2 separate regions of the Mus musculus genome follow, and region 2 is linked to region 1. A link is a contact called in ENCODE Hi-C data. All regions are on one chromosome and are shown on one strand. Each heading gives the region's core, a stretch centred on a gene start or an enhancer-like site at or near the end of the contact. The rest is flanking DNA. Distances are from core to core; before and after follow the strand shown.

The links. Hi-C counts contacts between places; a loop is a spot of excess contacts on that map.
Region 2: a loop to region 1 is called in a map of T-helper 2 cell, with 6 times the contacts of the local background. The contact joins the promoter of Wdfy1 here to the enhancer-like site in region 1. A Hi-C loop is called at or near these places in 2 of 37 maps with a recorded cell type or tissue (T-helper 17 cell and T-helper 2 cell).

What each region holds. Positions count from the first base shown.
Region 1 is chr1:78,535,598-78,541,926 of GRCm38, forward strand. It overlaps Mogat1 (monoacylglycerol O-acyltransferase 1), which reads left to right. Exons shown (of 7, transcript NM_026713.3): 7 at 2,347-2,576. The coding sequence ends at 2,501. Among named protein-coding and RNA genes, the nearest start is that of Mogat1, 28 kb to the left of the region's middle. Within about 2 kb of position 2,245, at least 3 of the 3 ENCODE cell types and tissues checked have a DNase peak (open chromatin) inside an H3K27ac peak, as active enhancers do.
Region 2 is chr1:79,758,713-79,765,041 of GRCm38, forward strand. It overlaps Wdfy1 (WD repeat and FYVE domain containing 1), which reads right to left and starts at 3,057. Exons shown (of 12, transcript NM_001111279.1): 1 at 2,852-3,057. The coding sequence starts at 2,988.

The DNA.
Region 1 (6,329 bases), core at 995-3,494:
CAGGAGGCAAGCTGAAGCCACACGGGAGCTTGTTCCCATTGGTCCCACTGCTCCCATGTGGGTGGTTCTCGCCTCACAGCCGCTTGTTCCCATTGGTCCCACTGCTCCCAGGTAGGTGGTTCTCCCCTCACAGCCGCTAGATGAGCTTCCTTGAGTTTTGTAGTCTAAGTATGGTCTCGATGATGATCAAATTGTCCCTTTATTACCTCTAGCTTATCCCTAAAAAGCATTGAGCTTTTCTAACCTTCTAATCCAGTTAGGGGACAGCTTAGGAACTGGAGGAAGGGATGCTAGGCTTAAATATTAAGTTCCTGTGATTTGGAACTTTTAACATCTCAGAGGAAAGCAGGAAGGGCTATGCTCATCTTACAAGGAGAACATCTTATGATTACTTCAGTCGAAAGGGGTAGATTTGAGCTCCTGGGAGAAGCTGCTGAAATATAACGGAACTTAATAAGAAGGGACTTAGTTAGCTGTGGTGTCCTTCCTAGGGAAAGAAGCCCTAATTGAGAGGTTGAGAGGTCACAATTCCTATAACAGTAAGCTGTTTTTACTCTGCCTTAGACAGCAATGCCTCTCTCCACAGTCCCCACTTCACCGTCCCGTTGACCTCTCTCCCTGAGGTAGTCTCACTAAAAACTACAGCTATTTCTAAAAGACTACAAGTTTACTGGTCCGTCTGTGTACAGATTTCTCAGATTTCCTTCCTCAAAGGTCACAACTGCGAGGAAGCTTTATAGAACAAGTTGTATTCTCCCATCCCTTGCCCAGGAAACTTTAGGGCAGAGAGAAAACTAAGATGGGTCCAGCCTGCTCACTATGTAGCCAAGGTTGCCCGGGAACTCCCAGCCTTCCTGCCTTCACCTCCTGAGTGCTGAAACTACAGGTATGTGCCAGCACTGGCTTGTTTCCTCCAGTTCTCTCTAATGTGTGTCAAAGGACTGGTGTCTACTGTGCATAAATCAGACTTCGTAAAGATCGAAGGAAACTGCCCTCGAGTGTTTGGAGGCTCGGTCTAGTGAAACACTCAGCAATTAGGGAGTGTCAGTCCTTCCTTCTGTGCCTCTCAACTCCCATATTCATGGTCTTTATCACTTGCTGCCTCTTTATTCCTTCACGATTGCTTAGGTTTTTAAAAAATAACCACCTTCCATTACTGGCACAGGTTCGCTCTGTATGTAGCTTGAAGAAAGACAAAGGAACCCACCCCCACCCGACTCCCCTTTGCGTACTGCATCCCCCCACCCCCACCCCCCTACAGCGGCGCTCACAGTCCTCATGCCCAAGCGAATGACTTCAGAAGGAGTAGTTTGCTTCAAGGTTTGAAGTTAACCACCCGGCTCATCCTGGCCTTGGGCGCATAGCAACACCAGGCCAGCAGGGGGTGCAGTGTATACAGGCCGTCAAAGACTTGTATTTCTGAATTTCCAAATTCTGAGATTGTTATGTAAACGTCTTTTAAAATATGTACAGAAGCCGCCAGATTTATTTACAACCAATAGGTATTTTTGTAATTATACAGATGAAACAGATACTTTTGGGGGGGGGGAACATTCATACGATACAGGTAAAATAAATGTGCTGTTCCCCACCCCTGACCCAATCCCCAAAGGAAAATGTTGATCTTGCCAGGTTTTTCTTGTACACTGAAAATATTGGTGCACCTAGAAATTTATTTTTTTATAGATGGGATCACACTTCATTTTGCAACTTTTCTTAGACATTTTAGGCACTGTGTGTGCCACGTTATTTGTTATTTCTTTTTTTAAAAAAGATAGCTGCCTAAGATTCCGGTGAATAACTGGAATGTAGCTCAGCCTATGTAACTGTTTTCCTAATGAGCTGTGGTTGCTTTCAGTTTTGTGACTAGATGACTTTCTCGCACAGAGACTTCGCTGTAAGTAAGTGACATTTTCAATTGTTCTGAAAGATATTTTTTAAAAAGTCATAATAGAGGATGTCACGTGACCTGAACATTTCACAGTCAGTCACAATAAGAACCCTGTGGTCTTGCTTGTCAGCTGTGCCCAGGGGAGAATGAGAGTGACGTGGCTCGCAGCAACGCCTACTCTGCGCACAGCTGCAGTCGGCACAGCAGCGCATTTGACTCAGAAGTCAAACCACAGAATGACAGCTCAGTGTCTGCTGAGAAGGGAAACTCTTTATTTGTTGTCGAGTGGGATGGTGTGACTGAGGTAGGCAGCCAGTGAGCTGAGGAGAGGACTGGAGCCAGCGGGCTGGAGGGAAGCCGATTGGCAGCCCAGCGCTCAGCTGCCCACGGGAGACCCAGGCTGCGGGTGGAGTGGTGGCTGTCCTCAGGGATGACACGTGCTCTGTTTTCCACAGTTGGCCGCCCCATCCCTGTTCAGCAGACTCTGAACCCGACCTCAGAGCAGATTGAAGAGCTGCATCAGACATACCTAGAGGAGCTAAAGAAACTGTTCAATGAACACAAAGGGAAATATGGGATTCCGGAGCACGAAACTCTGGTATTTAAATAACCTCCTTCCTCCAAGGCATAAGAAAGGAAGGCAAGAAAGCATCGTTGAGAAAATAAATAAATAATTTCTCTGGTTTTTGTTTTGTTTTTGTTTTTTGTTTGTTTGTTTTGACTCTAGAATCAAGTTGCAGCTGAAAAGAATTAGTGGTGAAGACCACTGCTGTTATTTTATACTGTGATAAATAAAAATACAGGAAAATGGAGGTCTGGGGTTATGACCAAGTGGTACAATGCTTACCTACCATGGGTAAGGCTCCAAGGTTGGTTCATAACAGTGGAAAATAAAAATACACTAGATGATTATAGCACAGGATTGAAGATGACTAAGACTTAAAAATCTTCTGAATTTAGGGAGACTATATCATTCTTCAGGTTCCTAAAAGTCTTAGAATTACTCATGCGCTCAGAGCAAAAGCAAAATACCAACTTCAAAGCGCCTCTAGACACTAACTGAGCAATTCTGTGGCTTAGGGTGGTATCGTCACTGAGCAGGGCAGCTGTTGTTTGGCACAGCTGGATATTTAGAGACTGTGTAACTTGGCTTACAGAAAGCTGGAGAGACAGGGCTCTTACGTAAACAGAACATTTGTCACCGAATCATGTCAGTTGTATACTGGGTAACCTAGGTCTTTCAGGTCACATCAATGCATTTTTTTTCTTAAATCAGTGCAGAATTGTTTTGCCATTTTTGAAGCAGGATGAGTCTGCCACTTGGAATCCCATAGGAATGGCCAGAGTCGTTTCGCTTTACACTCAGAAATGGGTGTATTTGCAGTGGCAAGGCAAGTCTTTTTGGAAGATAGCATCGCCCTGTTTTAGGATGCATTGTAGGGTGCTGGAGATGTGGTATGCAACAGGAACACTTGTAATCTTCTCCCCCAAGAGCCTTTTCACTTAATACAGAGTCGGGGCTTCTCTGCTTGCTGGTCTCTCCCTGGTGCCTGGCACAGCTTGGGGCGATCCCAGGGCATAAAATATGTACTTGCCCAGTGGGTGGAACAAATAACATTGCTATAATGTGAAGCTTCTCCTAAAGCTATTCCATAGTAATAGGACCTGTTACAAGCCAGGACCCACAGGAAATGGGAACACTTCCTGCTCTCTAGTTGGCCCACACCAATAATTGACAATCCTACACACTGTCATAAGCTAGTCAGGTGTTGGCTATTTAGTCACTGAGCGGGAGACTGGCACTAAAACCAAGGACCTTTCCAAACCTTCTGCGCTACAGCTGCTTGTGATTAACTCCATCCAACCACAGGTCGCTCCTGTTAACAGGCTTCAAGTTCTCAAGTGTAAAGTCTGGAGAGAACCTGGAATGTGCTCAGTGCCATGCCAGGGCTGGAGAGATAGGCTTTCGAGGACAAGGACTTGAGCTGCAGTGACTAGAACATACAGAAACGCCAGGCACTGTGCTGTGTCCCTGGAATCCGACCCCTGAGGAGATCAAGGAAAGTGGACCACAGGAACTCACTGGCAGGGCAACCCAGTGAGAGACCTTGACTCAGAAAAGATGGCAGACAGCCCCTGTGGAAGGACAGCAGAGAGTGTCCTCTGGCTTCGTTGTGCGTGCCATAGCCATGCACATATGTCCCCATGCATATGTGTGTGCATGCATACATACTACACACACAAAAATCATGCTACACGACAGCAAGAGTGGGAAAGTGGTTCACATAGGGCAGCATGATCCTTCCCAGGTGCTCCACACGCGCCATCTGAGGATCTGTTGTCCCAAAGCTTTGAAATCCATCGTTTTGCCAAAGCAGAGCCTTTAAGTTATTAGAGACCCATGAATCCATCCTTTGAAGATGCTTTTCAAAAGCCTGGGATTGTGATTTCTTGATTTCACAGAGGAGTAAATTTTAATTCCATTTAGTGACGAGGCCAGGCTGATTGTCCATCACAGCTGGATTGCCCAGCTGGCAGCCGAAGTGCAGGCTTGGCAAAGCAGAGTTTGCAAATTGAAGAAAACATTCTCTCGTGAATTTATACAAAATTTTGATCTTAAAAAATGTTAGGCCTAAATGACTCGCAACTTGACATGTGGGAAACGTTATTTTCGATACCTATTATAGACGAGGGTGAACTTACCTCGTAACTTCTTAGGGTCTCCTGGAGACTTAATCAGGCCATGCCAGTGGTCTCTCGGATATTTAGCATAGCTGTAAGTACCACATGGATCTACAGATGGCAAATGGGGGTTTTGTAAGGAATCCATTACATGCAAATGCCACATCACTAGTGCAGTTTCACAGAGGTCTCTCCAGTTGTGAATGTTCCATCTACCATACAATCACATGAAAAGCTTAAGCAGCAAAGTAAACCAACCAGGATTAAAGGCATGTGCCGCCACCACCACCCAGTACATGGAGCTAGATCCTAGGAGGTGTACTGGCTGGTTTTGTTTGTCTGGTTTTTTTGTTTGTTTGTTTGTTTGTTTTGTTTTGTTTTTTGAGACAGGGTTTCTCTGTGTAGCCCTAGCTGTCCTGGAACTCACTTTGTAGACCAGGCTGGCCTCGAACTCAGAAATCCGCCTGCCTCTGCCCCGCAAGTGCTGGGATTAAAGGCGTGCGCCAACACGCCCGGCTTGGTTTTGTTTGTCAATTTGACACAAGCTGGAGTTGTCACAGAGAAAGGAGCCTCCCTTGAGGAAATGCCTCCATGATATCCAATGGTAAGGCATTTTCTCAATTAGTGATCAAGGATGGGAGGGCCCACTGTGGTGGTATCATCCCTGGGCTGGTAGTCTTGGGTTCTATAAGAAAGCAAGCTGAGCAAGCCAGGGGAAGCAGCCAGTAAGGAACATCCCTCCATGGCCTCTGCATCAGCTCCTGCTTCTTGACTTGCTTGAGTTCCAGTCCTGACTTCCTTTGGTGATGAACAGCAGTATGGAAGTGTAAGCTGAATAAACCCTTCCCTCCCAGTTTTCTTCTTGGTCATGATGCTTGTGCAGGAATAGAAATGAAGTTCCCTCCTCATAGATGGCTCTGGATGACATCAAGATGACAAGGCAACTTGTGTCGAGCTGACTTAAAACTACCCAGCACACTTGTGCTTTCATGGCAAGCACTTTACCAATGGAGGTGTCTCCCAACCCTCACTTTGTTTTTTGAGACAAAGTCTTACCTTGACCTTGCCTTTTAGCTAAGAATGACCTTGCACTTTTGATCCTCCCATAGTTACCCGGGGGCTAGTTGGGCGCTCGACCACCTGAGCACCAGCTAGATAAGCTAAAGCACAGTCTGGGGCTGGCACTCAGTCGGTAGACGGCTTAACCTAACTGTTCCCCTTCTATCATTTCTGCATGGTTAATAATAGCTGATTTTAGAAAAGATACGGAAATTCATAGTTATCCCTATGAAAACCATCACTTGGGGCTTTTGAATGGAGTTCAGTTGATAGAGTATATTCCTGTCATGCACAAAGCTCTAGATCCCATCCCCAGCCCCACATAAACCATTACAAGGTGGAACATGCCTGTAGTCCTGGCACTCAGGAGGTGGGGGCAGAAGGATCAGAAGTTTAAAGTCATCTGACTCAGCAGATGGGGACTGGGTTCCACACTGGGTGGAGCTTGAGCATAGGTGACCTCAAAGCCCACCCCCATAGTGACACACAGCCTCCAACAATGCCATAGCTCCTAATAGTGCCATTCCTCATGGGCCAAGCACTCAAACACATGAGTCTATGGGGGCCATAGATATTCTAAACACCACAGTACACATCTGATGTATTATTCAGCTACGCACTATGTAAAGAAACACTTGAAAGCTATGGGAAACCCTTAAAGACCCTCTTCTTCAATACTCTGTCAAACTGATAAGTG
Region 2 (6,329 bases), core at 1,807-4,306, 1.2 Mb after region 1:
ACCAAAAATCTTTTCCAAAACTAGATACTGCCCTTTCCCAGGCCTCAGCCCTTTACTGCCATGGCCTCCCAGACCACCTTCCGCTCTGCTCACTTTAAAACATATAGAGTTCTTGACCACTTCATATTCCCTTCCGTTCTTTCCCTCTGCCTGGAAGTGGTACAAGCACCTTCCCTTCTATACGCCACTCCTTCAAGCATGAGGACCCCCGGCCCCTGCACCCCTGCAGATAGCTCTTGAATCCAGCCCAGGCAGTTTCTTCTTTCTCTGTCTTCCCAGCATCTGGGGAGCTGAGCACACAGAGCCACGTCCCTGGTAAACTGCTCAGCACTTACAAAGAGCTGTTTTAATGCCAGCTGCCTTTATAGTTATGGTGGAGACAAATGAGAGGGCATGTCTGACATAGCCTCGGCTGAATGAGGGAGACCAGTGTTCTAAGTCCTCAGGCATATATACAGGCTTCCTTAGGTCAAGGGCTATAAGGAGCAATAAATCAGAAGTTATATGAGCACAGGCACTGTGGCTTTTGATCCCTCTTTTATCCCCAGGACCTCACACCCAATAGAAATGGTGTTCTTGAATGAATGAATGAATGAATGAATGACAAGTATGATAAATAGGACAGTTTAGAGAAAGAGACCATCAAGAACAAAACTCACAGCCCACACTTGAATTAAATTCCATGAATTGTGGTACCTACAAAATACACATCAAAAGCCTTCAGTAGCAACTCCTTGGTGGCCCTATCATCTGACGGGATCCTGCAGGATAGTTGAGCAGGAGTAAAAACTGGGCTGGTCCAAGACTCCCCTGAACATCTGTGTCAAGAAGCAGCTTAGTAATCATTTTCCATAAAATCTTTATTAGCACTGTTCCTACCCAGGAAATCTCAGATATTCGGCAATGTACCCAACGTGCATGAGTCACAAATCAAATATTTTACCAAATAAAGCTGGCTGACTCTAATAAGCTGTTGTCTAAATTCTGTTTGCATCACACAAATACCACTATTCTGCTATTTGCCTGGCTTACATTCCCTTCTCTCCAGTCTCAGGTTCCCACTCTCCCCTGACCACTTCTGTTTCACACAGCCAGACAAGGATACTAGCAGTCCCACACCACCTCCAGCTCAGTTACAGGTAAACCGGAGGAACAAAACAAGCTCACTACCTGAAAACAAGGCCCCAACTAAGCTCCTTCAAAAGCCAAACACAAAGGCCCAGCCCGGAGCTGGGGGCTTCAAGTTTCCCTTTCCCATACAGGGCAGCCCTCCTTTTCACCCACACAAAAGGCTGGCCTCTGCCTCCAGCTTAGAGAGAAAGGTAGATGTGCTGGCCAAAGCCCTTCCAGTTTGGGCCTATCACTTCTTAAGACAAGTAAACTGTTTCCCTCAACCTCCTTTTTAACCCTTTAAGGTTTCAAACTTGCTACAATTTTAAAACATGGGCTATTTCTCCAATCACTTTATACTGCCTTGAGAGTCAGAGGGCAAATGACAAGTCCTGGGTTCCATGTTTCCTCAGTACTCCTGGACGACGCAGAGAAACTAGTAACACTTCGTGGTTCCGGTTCCCTCTTGAGTAAAATGAAGTCACTGGACCAAATGAATCTTTTCTGAAGTGTGGCAAGTGACCACCGGCAGAACTACATAGGAACATTGATAACGGCTTGTTTTAGTCTTGTGGTAAATGACCTTCTGTTTCCTACTTGTGGGGCTAAATTACTTGTAAATAAAATTACTTATTTGTAAATAAATTTTCCTTTTAAAATAAGTGCATCTGGACTTTTAAAGAACTAACTAATCACTTTTTGTACAAAAATCGAAAACTCTTTGGTCAGTAAGAGTTCAGATAGTTCTAGCAGCTATGGTTCAAACAAACAAACAAACAACTGACCCTGAAGCCAGGAGAAGCACAGGAAAGTATACAACCTAACCTCAGCCCCCAAACAAATTAGAAGGAAGAGGTGAATGCCCGTGGGGTTCCATGTAAGGAATAAACAGCCGCACCAGGTCCCAAGGTAATTAGCTACTAGTCCTCTGGGACTTGGAACGGTCCCAGGAGAACACAGGAACTCTGGAGCACCAGGTAAGCCCCAGCCAGGAAGACACAGGAGGCAAAGGTTGGAGCAGCACCACGGGACAGGACGGCAACGGGGGCAAGAGGCTAGCTAGAAGCTAGGACTGGAGTACCGACTCGCAGGGGTGTGCACTGGGAACCCTGGACTGCAAGCCAGCGGTGGGAACAGGGGTTCTGTCAGGATGGGGAGATGGAGGGACTAGGTCCCAGGTTAGAAGGGTGTGGCGAAGGTCCGGAACTAAAGACCTTTGAAGAAAGACTTTGGACTAGAGAGGTCGTGTGAGGTCCAGGGTCCCAGAATGGGTGGGTCCTGAGTGGGATGAGCCCTGTGGATCAGGGTCCCAGACTGGAGATGAATTGTGGAACAGGGTCCCGAGACTGGAGGGGATCTGGAGGGTTGGTCAGTGGTTTATGGTGCTATAGGACGGGGTCCAGGGACAGAAGAGTCTGTGGGTCTGGGTCGGGGTCCCGTGATAAAGGGGGCGCTGGAGAACCTGATTCCGGACTGAAAGGGCGCAGTGGGACGGTCTGGGGCTGTTGGGGTTCCCAAGACTAAAGGCGCGCGGAGGGGGATAGGTCCCAGACTAGGGGAGTAAGACAGATCCGCCTGACGGCACCAGGATCTCGGTGGACTACGGGGACGTGGGAGAGAGGGTGGCCGCTCCGTCCGGGGTGACAACAAGAAGGGAGGCAGAATCGCGGACCCCACGATCCCCACGCCTCGTGGTCGTCACCACCTCACGCCCCGGCCCCCGCGTGCTCCCAGACTCTACCTGTCCTCGCTAGCGGTGATCACGCCGTCCTCCTTGGGGATGAGCAGCGCGGCGGTGACGGCGTCCTGGTGGCCCTCTATCTTGCTCAGCAGCACCGGGCGGCTGCTCTGAGGCCTGGAGTGGATCTCCGCCGCCATGTTCGAGCCGCGGCCTCCCCCGCGGGCGGCCCATCAGCTGACCGCCGGGCGGGGACGCGCCGGTTGCTTAGGGCAACCCAGCCGCGTGTGCTCCACGCCGCCGTAAGCTCGCGAGCACTGCCGCAGATTCCCGTAGTACTTGGTGAAGCCGCACAGTTATAATTCTGTGACCCCGGAAGGAACCCTAAAAAAACAAAAACAAAAACAACAACAAAAAACAGGATCTTGGTGAAGGTTAAAAAGCCAAATAATTCTCCCGGAAACGGATTGAGCTGAGCAGTAGCAGAACACAAGCACCTGCCCCTCAAACAGTATCGCACCGCATCCACCCTAAGAAGCCATTGTTTGAAAGACACACCCCAATTTCAGGCTTGTTAAAAGGTGGAAAAAAAAAAAAAACTCACAAGCAGCTCCCCCTGGGAGCTGCGACTGGTACCATCATCCAAACGCTCATAGCCTGTGCATAATTCTACTCTATGATTGTTAACATTGTGCAAACTACCACAATGGGACACTTTTCTGTTCAGGAGATTGTGACTATCTCCCCACCCCCACCCCCAGTTACAGCTTTCTCCTCCAGTTAGAATATACAATTTTTTATTTACCTCAGCCCGCCCCTCAACACCACCATTTCCTGCCAACTTCCTGTCCGAAGAAAAGCTCTTTTTCCTTAAACCTTCTCCAAATCACCCAGCACCAACCCTTATCCTTCAGTTGCTGTGTTACCCAGATGCCAAATGGCTCCCTCTCCACGAGGCACCCTCTGCTAACACACAGCCAACCTCACTTGTCCAACTGCAGGTGAATTCCTGATGGGTTTTGGCTGGACGACACTGATAGTATGTTTTAAGGGCCATAATCGAGAAACCCAGTCAGAATTTCACACAGCTCCCTTTTCAGCCCTTCATCCCACACACGCTGTTACTACTATTACCCAAACTGCAGTACACACAAACCACGGGTTCTTGACCCACAAACCCTGAACTAAAATAACCCCTTCCTTCCTTCCTTCCTTCAGTTGCCTTTAGTCTGGTAGTTTGCTTCACAGCAGTGAAAAAGGTAACTAATCCAGCGGGAAAATTCTTACTTAGAAAGTACAAGGTTCTGAGTGTTGGGTAGCAGTTTTCTCTGAGGTTAAAAGAGTTCATCTGAGAGGGAAGCTCAGTAAGACAGAGGGTGCTCACAGGGTGTTCGAAGAGAAGGTGAAACTTTGCTGCCTCGGGGAAGCTTCTGGTGCTCCGAAAGTGAACAACTCAAAATAGCTTGAGGAAGTTCCTGAAACTGACCGGATAGTCTAGGCCCCTCCCTAAGCATGTAGAAGTATAAAAATGACTGAGAGACTGACAGATAAGCTGAGCTTCCAGCTGCGTGGGAGGAGCCCAGACTTATTTGGCTGCCTGGAAGAAATCGAGATCAGGCAAGGCCGTGCCTAGAAGAAGCAGAGGCTGGCTGTGTGTCCTAGAAGAGCACATGGCAACTGCCTAAGGATGACACTCTCCAACCTGTGAAGCTGTTTGCAGGCTGTGCATTGTGCTCCGGATTTCCAGCTTTCATGAGCTGTCACCTGTGCTCAAGTGAACTCTGGGGTGATATAACTGTCTTCTGGGTCGTTTCTGCTCCTGAAAATAACCCCTTACCTATATGCTCTTGTAAGTAACCCTGATAAAACTCACTGGTTCACCAAACTGGATTTTAGTGGCATCTCTAGAGTGTTGTTGATTCCCTATCTGGGGTACTTAGACATTTGTTCATGTGTCACAGAACACAGAATTCTAGCTACAGTAATAACAGAATCAGACAGGACAGAGAAAGGGCTGACATTCCACTGAAGAAAACAAATAATAAGTGAAATAAATTAGATCATATCCTACACTAGATAATTTCGGGTGTAGTGAAGAAAACAGAGGAACGAGAGGTAGCTCAGACAGAGTTAGAATTCGAGCTACTGGTGTGGAGAACGCATAGATGACCAGAGAGAGCCACCTTCAGTGAAGAAATATGACCACAGTCTCTAGCCTTTGGGTGCTTCCGGTTCTGCTTCAGCTGCTGATAGGCCCCAGGTGCCAGCCATGTCTTTTGTAGGACATCTTGTATTTTACAACTAATCAAGACAGAAACACAAAGATCCGACTGACCCTCAGGACACATTGCTACTCAACACTGTCTCCAGAGCTTGGCCTGAGTGGGGCTTGACCAGCCCTCTACTACTAACAATTATTCCTGCCTAATCTTGCTAGCACCCTTCCCTACACAGGTATTAGGCTCTAATATCCTGGGTGGCAACTTCTAGCTCAGTCTCTGCTTGGAGCGAATACAATCTGAGGCAGGTGACCAGGCCTCCTTGCAAAGATGTTTAAGTCAGTTAGAAGTAATGTGAAAAGGTCAAGGACCTTGATACTCTTGGAAATAAAAATTTTCAATTCCCCCAGTAACATACTGTTCTCTTCAGAGGGAGCCACTGACAATGGATCTTTAGTCAGTGATGACTCCGACCTACAGAGGATAAGTCTGGATCTGAGTCACCTCCTAGGACACTTAGCTGGAGGAGATAACAAGGCCGGAACTGAGCTGGCTTCCAAAATTCTTCATGGTCTCACCAATTATAATGAAACAAACTTAGCAACCAATCAGAATTGTACCAATGTCACTGCTTTGCCACTACTGATAATATTAGAGGTTACTTAATCCTTCTGGAAATTTCCCCTAGCCTTACATAAAAAGGGGCTTACAAGCCCCTCTAGTGGTTGCCATTTTGATGAACGGTTGACCCTTGCATGTAGAATAAACACTCTTTGCCTATGCATACTATCTGAGTCTGGTGTCTTCCTTCAGCAATTCTTGGACCCTAACAGTAAGCCCTATGGAAAGTGGGCAGAATGCTCTCCTAGACAAGGAAATAGAATATGTTTTTGCCCAGAGGTGAGCAGAGATCTGTGGTAAGAAGACAGCAACCTGTTATGCTACGGTAGGGCAGGGTGTGAGTGAGAAAGATAAGACAGACAGAATAGATAATGCTCAGCCCAGAGAACTTGTAAAGATTTTGGGTTTGATAAAATCTTGCTATATAGCCAAGATGGTTTTGAACTCACAGTCCTCCTGCCTCAGATTCCCTAGTGCTGGAATTATAGGTGTGTGCAATCATGTACAGCTACTTCTAATTTGAGCAATTGATTGATGATTGGTTTTATGTTGTACTGAGGGACAACATGTGTACATGTGGAACCAGGGCTTCACACATGTCAGTCCTGTGCACTCCCACTCACACTTATCCCCCCCTGCTTCTTCCATTTTACTTTCTGTTTGGAGACTGATGCTCCATTCATTGCCCAGGTTGTCCTGGA